Regions from separate parts of the Mus musculus genome. Here region 1 is linked to region 2. Evidence: chromatin loops called from intact Hi-C (ENCODE). Cell type or tissue: gastrocnemius. All regions are shown on one strand. Each heading gives the region's core, and the rest is flanking DNA. Links, peaks and the distances in the headings are about the cores only.

Region 1 (5,306 bases), core at 222-5,221, 250 kb after region 2:
AGTTACAAACTATGTACTCTCTCTCTCTCTCTCTCTCTCTCTCTCTCTCTCTCTCTCTCTCAAAAATGCAGGTTCTTATGTATCTACATTCTTGCTATGTGCCACCAAATAGTTTTTGGTTTTGTTTTCTTCAAGCACGGGGGTGCTGGAGAGATGGCACAATGGTTAGGGTGGATTACCGCTCTTACAGAAGTCCTAAACTCAGTTCCCAGCAAACTGAAAAGCTGGCGAGATGGCTCAGTGCCTCAGAGCACAGGTTGTTCCTGCAGGGGACCAGTGCTCAGTTCCCAGCCCCCACCTGGTGGCCCACAGCCATCCGTGACCCCCATTCCAGGGCATTGCTGCCCTCTGCTGCCCTCCACAGATACCTACGTGAGCAGGGTGCACATAAACTCCCGCAGGCACACATATAAACATACAACATGGATAAATGGTGCCACCGACGCCAACGTCCAGCAGATACAAGGAAGGACATTGCACATGTCTAATTCATGTACTTACTGGCTGAAATGTTTGTTGCTCATTTTTTTTTAAATCACTATGGAAGAGACCTGAGATTTACGCCCTCTGTCTAATGTCTGCTCCCTCTGTGTTCTGATGCTTCAGGAGTCGGCATGGGTATGACAGTCCCTGTCTCTTTTGCCGTGTTTCCCAATGAAGATGGCTCCCTACAGAAGAAACTGAAAGTCTGGTTCCGGATTCCGAACCAATTTCAAGGCAGCCCACCGGCCCCCAGTGATGAGAGTGTGAAGATCGAGGAACGGGAGGGCATCACTGTCTATTCCACGTAAGGAGACACACTTCGAGTTTGCTGGTCCTAGCCACTCCTCGGATCTTAGTGAATATTTACATTGGCTTTTCACCGATGCTTGATTCAATGAGGAAACAGCGAGTCATGGCAGTAACTCACTGTAATTTCTGCAGGCTGTGGCACACATGCGTTTGTGGTTTATCTCGATAAATGCCTGGGCCTGTAGCCATATTGATAGGTAGAAAGAGTCACCTCTGCCTAAGGTCAAGATGGACACCTGCGTTAGCCATAGCAGGTTCTTAGAAAATCCAAGGGATATATAAATGTGTGTGAGTGTGAGTGTGAGTGTGTGTGTGTGTGTGTGTGTGTGTGAATAATATATGCCAGTACTATAATGTCAGTACTATATATGTCAATAATATTGACAATAGTGTGTGTGTGTGTGAGAGTGTGTGAGTGTGTGTGTGTGTGTGTGTGTGTATAATATATGCCAGTACTATAATGTCAGTACTATATATGTCAATAATATTGACAATAGTGTGTGTGTGTGTGTGAGAGTGTGTGAGTGTGTGTGTGTGAATAATAGTTTGGGGTCCTGGATACATAGCTGGGGACTACATGATTTACACCCCATACTTCCTTAGATCTAGAAGGGTAGAGAGTTTGTCAGAGCTGAACAGCCAGCCCCCTGCTTGTTCCTGGACTATGGTTCTTTAAGGGAAGGACGCATTTGCCCTCCTGTCCTCTGGCTCTGTGTTAGGACTCCTCTGCAGTTACATTTCTTCACTATAGAAAGTAGTAGATGCAAACTGTTGCCTGTTCTTTCTTGCTTTACTTCGTCTTGTTTTCTTGTGCTGGGAATTAAACCCAGCACCCCATGCACGCTGAGTTTGTATTCCACTGTCTGTCTGTGCCAGAAGCTGTCTGCTAATCCACAGAAATCTGTGGGGCTCTGGTGAGATCTGCCAGGCTCGGGGCCCAACCAGGTGGCCAAAGAGTTGTGCTCTCCTAAAGGAGTGGGATCGAGGGCATGGGAGGTTGGGAGCCGAGGTCTGGAAGTGATCTCAGTAGGCTCAAGCAGCTTCCAGGGGATGAAAGCTTCAGGAGAGAACTCTCCTCCCCAAAAAGGTGTTACAGCTCTTATATGGCAGACGCTCTCAGACAATCCTTGATGAAGTAATTCTCACGCCTTTATTTCTTCTGGGCAGGGATATATATATACATACATATATATATTGGCAAGGGTTGGGGTCTGACAGCAGATGCTTTCTATTGGCTTGGTCTGAGATGTTAGGGGTATCTCATCTGCATGTGGGGGGGCTTTGAGGTGCTGCCTCTACTTGACTGATTGCCAGTGTCCTCTCCATGGAGTGCCATGGTCTCTTGACCATGTTTGGGTTGGGAGGAGGTGAAACGCCTACCGTCTTCAGGTATGAGGTGCAGGGGTTTCTGAACTCAACCTCACCAAGTCTCCTGGCACAGTCTTGTCCCATATTCTACCACCAAGCTACTCATGCCCACAGCCTGGTGCATGTTTTCTAACCTTTGGTCCCTAGTCTGCCCTCGGAAGTCAAGTCTCTTCAGATAATTGGTGACTCCCTGTTTATCAAAATCCCACCGTGTAACAGGTACCTAACCAGGGTCAGAGAAAGGCCGGAACCTTCACCAGTAGTAACCACAGATCAGGGGTTGGGGTCCGCTCAAGCTCAACTTCGTGAAAATTAACTATACAAATGATCTTTCACTGCATGGTTTCTGTCTACTGAAAGCCCTCTACCCCACCCAACTATGGCTATTAGGCTTCCATATTCTAATTCCTCCTCTGGGGGGGTGGGACTTTGTTCCCCAGAGCTAGCGTAGAAAGCTAGGCCAGGCAGTGGTGGCGCACACCTTTAATCCCAGCACTTGAGAGGCAGAGGCAGGCGGATTTCTGAGCTCGAGGCCAGCCAGCCTGGTCTACAGAGTGAGTCCCAGGACAGCCAGGACTGCACAGAGAAATCCTGTCTCAAAAGGCCAAAAGAAAGAAAGAAAGACGGGGGGGGGGGGGGGGAGGGGAGGGGAGGGGAGGGGAGGGGAGGGGAGGGGAGGGGAGGGGAGGGGAGGGGAGGGGGGAGGGGGGGGAGGGGAGGGGGGGAAGGGGAGGGGAGGGGAGGGGAGGGGAGGGGAGGGGAGGGGAGGGGAGGGGAGGGGAGGGGAGGGGAGGGGAGAGGAGAGGAGAGGAGAGAGAGGAGAGGAGAGGAGAGGAGAGGAGAGGAGAGGAGAGGAGAAAAAGAAGAAAGAAAGCTAGTGTGACTTGAGCTTGCCTGCTGCGGGCATTCTTTGGCTGGGTGAACAGAGCCTCCTGGAGCACAGAGTGGGTAATGCAACCGTGCCGATGACATGGAAACCCCACCCCCACCCCCAGTCCATGTTTCTTTCTATTCTAGCCCTTATTCAGACTCCTCGGCCTCTGTGCAGAGGCTCCTGAAAACTCTAAGCAGAGTCGGGAGTAAGGCAGGTAGGTAAACTGAGGCACCCAGGATGCTAAGCTTAAGGAAGCACTTACTTAGAGTAAGAGCCACCTTAAACCATACACTCTGAGTGTCCACTGGTCTCTCTGTCAGTCCCCAGCTCCTTCTGCCCTCTCTCCTTCCTGCTCTCTGAGAAGTGGCGAGTAGTAAACTTCTATTATGCAATGTGATCATCAGCTCTGCTGCAAGATGACGCTTTAGAAATTAGTACGCCTCTCTTTTCTAAAACGTTTTGTTTCTTTGTGAATTTCACATCATGCACCCTAATCCTGTTCATCGTCTCTCCCCAACTCAAAGCCTTGGATCTGGGCCTGAGAGGTATCTGAGCTGCTCAGTGCACTGACTCTCCCACTTTCCTACCCTCGGGACCAGCTCACTAACAACCCCCACCACCAGGGCCTGCTCTACCCTGCTGCTCAGGCCAGGTGTAGGGCCTGTAGCAGGTGAGGGGCAGATGCAGCTCTCCTGCTCTGATGACCTCAGGGCCAGCTTTCCTGCCTGCCACAGGTGGCAAAGGCAAGGTGGAGGTCAGCTCTCTCACACTCACACCCTCAGGACCAGCTTGCCCACAACCCTACCACCAGGGTCAGCTCTACCAATCTGCCCAGGTGAGGTGCAGGGCCGGCTCCCCCAAGTGCTGCAGCTGGTGAGGGGCAGGGCCAATTCTCCTGCTCTCATGACCCTAGGGTCAGATAGGTCTCCTGGCTGCCTTGGGTAGTGAGGGACAAGGGACGAGGAGATGAGTGGTAGGTAGTGTTAGGTCTCCAAACACTTGCTCGTATCCTCAGGGGTGTCGCATAGGCAACTCCTGCAATGTGCAGGGGCTGCTCTCAGAGCACTGCAGCTGGCTGGGGTGTGGGACCAGCTTTCCTGTTCTCATGGCCCTGGGGACTCCCAGGATGACAGGTGAGGGGTGGGGCCAGTTCTGTACAGCCCTCAGACATCAACATGTCCCCAGGCAACAGCCTAAACCAGGGATGTCTGTCTGGCCTTTAGTGAAAACAGACCCCAGCTGCTGCAGAGCCACAAGCCCAGATGTGGCCCACATTGGCAGTAGAAGCCAGAACCCCACCATGGTCCCACAAGGCATCACCAGCTACTCACATCGGGCTGTTCCTCTCTACCCTCCAGTCTCCAGCTCTGCCTCTCTTCATTGTGCCCACGTCCTTCTGTTTCTCTTTGTGCTCCATTTCTTCACCACTGCCTTGCTCCTCTCAGTGGTATCCAGGGTCTTTGAGTGTCTGGAGTTGTCTCAGGAGCACTATGCCTGACTCCTGCATTAAGGCACCAGGCAGTGGGTCATCTCGGGCGTGATATGTACCCAACCCACCCCCAGGCCTGTGTGGCACCTGACTGGTGGTCATCTCAGGCTAGCTCCCCATGGCACTGATCTGGTGGTCATCTTGTGCTACCTTCTCACCCCACTCCCCAAGTGGCCCCATGGAGTTCTCTGCCTTGGACTCACTTCTGCCAGGAGCCCTCAGCCTCAGGCAGGATTCTTCTAGTTTCCTACTTGCTCTGGGTCCTAAGAGCCATCAGGGCTTGTGTAGTGCCAGACTGGTGGTTATCTCAGGCTAGCTTTTTCCTGGGAATATTCATAGGTCAGAGCGCAGAGGGTGGATGTGGCCTCTCTCCTCTCTGCCACCTACTGGTGCAAATGAGGCACAGCAGCCACACCTGCAGGGATTCTAGAGGCAGGGTTAGTAAGCCTCTTTAAGAGTTAATTTCCCCCCACTGGTTAAGCACCCCTAATCAACATCCTGGGGTTCTTGTGAAAGCACCTATCAGTACTTCCTAAAGTACCATTTACACATTTCTTAATGCTTTATCTGATAATTATCTAAAGATTGACACAATTGAATCAGTTCACTCCTCACCCCAGCCCTGCTACCTGTCTTTTATCCTTTCATCCAGTCCTGCCTCAGAAGCCAAGTCTCTTCTAAGTGATTGGTGACTCCCCATCTGTTGAAATCCCACTGTGCGACGGGTACCTAGCTATGTACAGCTCGGGCCAAGCACCCTCAACAGCAGTAGCCACAGTTGCA
Region 2 (5,306 bases), core at 239-5,238:
CCTACCTCTGCAAATATTCTGAAGGTCACTGCTGTGTTATGAATAGAAATGGGATCTAATGTACGGAGTCGGTATCTAGTCAGACAAAGAGGGGGAGGGTTGTCCTCTGAGTCAAGCAAAAATATCTTCCTCAATAGCCAAGAAGAGCAGCAGAAGCCATGAGCTCTGTAAGGTTTGTGAGACAGATCTCAAAATGTACTTCAAAACCTTAATGACTAAGAAAATTAGAATTTTTCTGGAAAGTATTGAACTTTGGAGGTACGATTTCATTTGGAGTTAGGTTTAATGAATACCTAACTTGTTGATAATATTGGAAATTGGATATTGTTCCAAATTTCAGAAGATAAAACTGAATCAAAGCATTATTTAGAATGCCTAGGGTCTTGGAAGATGATTCGGTGGTTAAGAGCCCATTCTGCTAAAGGCCAGAGTTTTCCCAACAGCCATATCTGGCTACTCACAACTGCCTATAACTAACTGGAACTCCAAAAAAGTCCAACACTTCTGACCACCATAGCACTCACATTCACATGCACACAACCCCCACAACACACACACACACACACACACACACACACACACACACAGAAATTTTAATGTTTTCACTGCGGTTTTTAATATTTTAATTGTGTATTTTTAGTTATGCTCGAGGTATCTGACCTCTCCTTCCTCCTGCCCCTGGAGCTGAAGTTACATACAGGTGGATGCTCTATGTGGTTTCTGGCAATCCAAACTGGAGTCCTATTAGAGAGAAGAATCCACACTGAACCACTGAGCCATCTCTCCATTGCCTGCACCCTCCAAAAAGAGTTTTTTAGTGTTTTTCTTCTTGCTCTGTGAAGAATGTTGTTGGAAATTTCATGAACATTAAATGGAATTTGTAGATTGCTTTTGATTTTACAGGTCATTACAACATTAAATCAGCCAACCCATGAGCATGGGAGGTCTTTCATCTATGTCTTCATCAGAGATATAAGGAGGTCCTTGGGGGAAGAATTAATGTATGGAGTGGCTGAACTGTCCCTGCTGTGTTCTTTAGAAATTACTGGCTCCTGGGTCTCAAAATTCACTAAGGGTAACGCCACTGTTCATCTCAGCCACCTGTAAGATGCTACTCTTTTGAGAGACAAACCAAAGAGACAGAAAAATCCAAGAAAAATGGCAACAACAGTTGGAGGAACAAATTTGTTAAATGTGTTCACTCATATTGTGATAATAAAGGTTTTGCATCTTGCCTCTGATATTGGCATTTCCAAGGGACACAAGCTAACATCCCAACTTCTTCCCCCTTCGTCCTCTCAATATACAGAAAGAGATTTAGCAACCATTGAACCAATCAAAACCCTAAGAAGGATAATAACCACAAAATTCTGGAGTAGGTAATATCGCTACTTTGGAGTAATTGTGACTCCTAGACTCTTCAGGGTTGTTCCAAGTTCGAAGTTTCTGTCTGAATACCATTGTGTGTGGCCTCTCATTTTTCAGATGCACCCCAAACAAGAATTCCAGTCTAGCCATTTACCCCTCCAGTAAATACTAATAATTTTTTATACACATGTCACTGTTAAAATAAACATAATCCCACCACCTTGTGACAGTTCATGGAAGTCGGGGCTTTGAGCCAGCTTCAAGTGATGTGGGACTAGGCTGCCTGCTGAGAGCAGAGGACCATTTAAGGTAGAGAGGACACTGTGAGTGTGGCAGAGCTCTGATGGAGTACAGGCATGTTCTCCAGGCATGGTCTTATGCATCATCGTATGAAGATGGAAAGCAAGGGGGAAAGGCAGAAGAGATTGAAACTGGAAAGGATGTTGAACCTGGGTTTTGAGGAATCTGGGATGCAGGCTAAGAAAGATGGCTTTATTGATCACATTACTGGGACTTCATAGATGCTTTTGAGCAGGATAGGGACCCAAGGAAAACCTGACCTTTGGTAAAATGACTGTCTTCTTGGAGTGGAGAGGGGTTTAGAGTAGAAATCAATTTGAGACTTTTTTCCAGACAAGAGAAAACTAATTCAGAGACGATGTCAGGGCCCCTCGGGACCACGCTAAAAGACTGTAAAGAAGGATACACATTTCAGAGTTTAACAGATATAATTTTTGTGGTCTTAAACCTTTATCTGATCTTGAAGCTGATGTCTCCTGCTTTGAAATTGCTTGTAGCTGCACAGAACTACACATCTCCTTCTGTAACACTTTCTACAACATGTCATATCTGAAGAAAAACTGCTTTGATGGTTCATGTCTGTTATCTCAGTATTAGAATGACAGAGACAGGAGGATCAATCAAAGGCTAACCTCCACTACATTGGACCCTGTCTCAAAGAAGAAAAACCAATGTGGCCACTAGGGGGCAGAGTTGCACTAACAACGTCCATAGAGACCAGAAAAACAGTGTCCCCAAGACTTAGATGAGCACACACCATCAAGGTGAGGAAACACATCCTAATGTAACCCTATCCAGAAACCACGGCCTGGAGTCTTTCACTCTTGGGAAATACGAAACAAGTTTACACAATAAGAGAACATGGGAAAAGGTTTATTTCTGAGTCTCATTTTCTGGCTAACAAGATGGAGTCTGAGAAATTTATTCAGCAAGATAGTTATCTTATGCCAAACATTGTCCAGTATACAAGGATGTGGTCATGACTTGGAGTAGAGGGGATGTGATAGTGAGTGCTGTCAAGTCGACATAATCTAGAATCACCAGGGAGATGGGCCTGTGGACATACCTTGGGGAATTGTCTTGCTTTCATTAATTGAAGTGGGAAGAACTGCCCACTCTGGATGACACCATTCCCTATTTAGATCCTGCACCGTATAAATGGAGAAGAGAAGCTGAGCAGCCAGAAGAAGCATTTGTTGTTGTGTGCTTCCTCTTAACTATGGATGTGAGGGCCAGCTCCTTCAAGCGTCTGCTGCCCTATTTCTTCTCTGGTGTGATAGACTACACCTGAACTCTGCAAACTGATGTGAGCCTTTTCTCCCTCAAGAGAGTTTATCATGCCAACAGGAAGGAAAACTAATATGAGGAGCAGAGAATGGAAGGCCAAGGAGAGAAAGACAAATGAAGACCATTTGGATGCCAGCTGCTGTCCCGAAGGTGTTAACGTGGCAGTGCTGTTGTAGAATCTTCTTGTTACCGTGCGGAGAATGGAAGGAAGCCTTCCAGGAACTGACACCAAGTTGGAATTCAAAAGCTGAGAATGAACCAATCAAGTGAAGATGTTGGGGAAAGAGGGTTTGAGGCTGTGAGAACAGCTCATGCAGACACCTAGGCAGACTGAGCTCTTGACCTTCTCCTATAACAGAAAGGTCTGAGGGGTGTGAACTGGGGGCGATGACAGTGACATAGGAATGGCTGGTGTGAGGTGACTTGAAGAGTCTATGGGGGCCATTCCTACTCAAACCCACACCACCACGTGAGGGTATGTCAGTGTCCTCATCAGGCAGTCAATACGTCATGATATCAACAACTCAACATATCTTTCATACCCTCTGAGGAATCTGGTCTGAATTTGTTTTGACACTATCTTTGTTCACACCAATTTTTACCTGAATATTCCCAGAAGATGAGGTTGTCTTGGCTAGCTGGGGGTGGGGGGTTGTCAGAGTGCTTCCCCCCCCCACACACACACACACACATTGTGAGCCTGCGGAGAGGCTCTCATTTTCTTTCCAGGTCACATTTGCCTTGTGCCACATCCAACTCTCAAGTAAATGAAAGGCACACCCATGTGGTATTAATAGTGCTATTTTGGGTGATGATATAATGGATTCCAGAATCACCAAGAGGACTTTTGGCATCTCTCTGGGGGTGCTGGCGGGACTGCTCTGCATGTCTGGGTAGGCCTACCTCTCACTACGGGGATCTTCCTGCCAAGAGGACCTCGTGCTGTTTTTGACCTTGGGCGGGTAAATGTCTTAGTATTTCCTAAGGATGAGTGAGATCACCCTGGTGTGAGTGGGAAAAGACCTTCCTCAGGCCCTGACCTTCCCCGAAATGGGCCTGATTCCAGCTTGTTGGCTTTCTGAGAAAGAAGGAAATGGAAAGGAAAGGAGGAGGGAGGGAAAGGAGGGGGTTCAGCAGGACATGAATGTGGAGAGTTGTCCAGACTGCTGGCTCCCAGATCTGTTGATTTACACATTGATTTATTTGTAAATACATCCATGGGGCATGAACTAGGTACCACTCTGATTCTAAGAATTTTGGAAATATTAATACATTTGAACCTTAAAACATCTTTACTAAATAAGTGAAGGAGGAAGAGGGGAAAGGAAGAAAGGTGGGTGAGGAGGGAGGGGTTTGAATGAATTCACCAGCTCAGTGGAAAAACACACATGGCTTTCTATGTCAAAAAAGCCTGCTGAGGGGCTAAGAGCCTTGAAACACCACAAAGTAACCAAACCAGATCAAACTGTGATTTTTTTCACTTCATATTATTTAAAACAAAATGAAAAAAATGATTATAGGAGGCTTAAATAATTTTAACTGCTTTGCCTGCTTCTTCATTTACTAATAAAATAGGTTATAGGAACATGGCCACATTATATCATCTATCCTTTTCCTGAGTAAAGCCGAATACCTTTTATAATGAAATTGAAAGTGAACACTGATGACTTTATCCCTCGTCTTCCGTAAAATCTATTTTTATCAAATGACCTTGATCTGCCTCATTTTGTGGCCTGCGAAGCATGTCTAACAGACCTGAGCAGGTAGGGATGCCTTAGCCAGGGAACGAACCCTGGTGACCCCCACAAAGGCAGAGCCTCAGCTAGAAATCTGCCAGCTGTCAACTCCAGTCCCACCTGCAGCCTGAAGTGGGGAGAGGCCAGTTAGGTACTACACCAAGTCTTTCCCTGACATCTAGTGTCAGCTCCTTAAATGACAGGTTAGGAATCAGACCCAAGGATGCAGGAGAACCTTAGCCTGGCTTGTCAATAGGGTCACCTTTCTCCTGGCCTTGCGGCGCAGACGGGGGTGAGGGGGCAGTAAGCAGCTGCCGATTCATGGCCTTACAGTTTGTCCAAGGCAAAAGCAGAGAAGAGGAACCTGGAAGATGGCGAGGCATCATTCTTCTCACCGTACGACATGTGCTATTGATCAAAGCTTGATGAGGACGCTTCATGCTTACTTACCTCTGGTTGAAAAGAAATCAGGAAGGAAAATAGAAAAATGGTAAGAGCTTCGAGCTCCTGCTTCTCAGCATCACTCTGATCAGGATATGAAGATGCCTTGGTGGGGGGACCACAGGTTCCTCTCTCTCTCTTTAGCCCTTTGGGCACCTCAGTAGATGGTGCCAT

Evidence for each region. Hi-C counts contacts between places; a loop is a spot of excess contacts. Peaks named below come from ENCODE experiments on the same cell type or tissue, not always from the same donor. Only the 100,000 strongest peaks of a DNase experiment are listed, where the experiment ranks them.
Region 1: it touches region 2 in a loop (4-fold over the local background); 10 of 42 quality-filtered maps call a loop at or near these places.

What each region holds. Positions count from the first base shown.
Region 1 is chr6:135,148,302-135,153,607 of GRCm38, reverse strand. Hebp1 (heme binding protein 1) reads left to right here. Exons shown (of 4, transcript NM_013546.3): 3 at 607-787. Gm22881 (a small nucleolar RNA gene) reads right to left here and starts at 4,960; the gene lies at 4,827-4,960. In gastrocnemius, for the core only: CTCF peaks have their summits at 3,094 and 4,929 (motif pointing left); DNase peaks (open chromatin) are centred at 304, 3,174 and 4,902.
Region 2 is chr6:135,397,576-135,402,881 of GRCm38, reverse strand. No RefSeq gene overlaps it. Among named protein-coding and RNA genes, the nearest start is that of Emp1, 37 kb to the right of the region's middle. In gastrocnemius, for the core only: a CTCF peak has its summit at 2,353 (motif pointing right); DNase peaks (open chromatin) are centred at 2,353, 3,947 and 4,805; H3K27ac peaks cover 1,438 bases.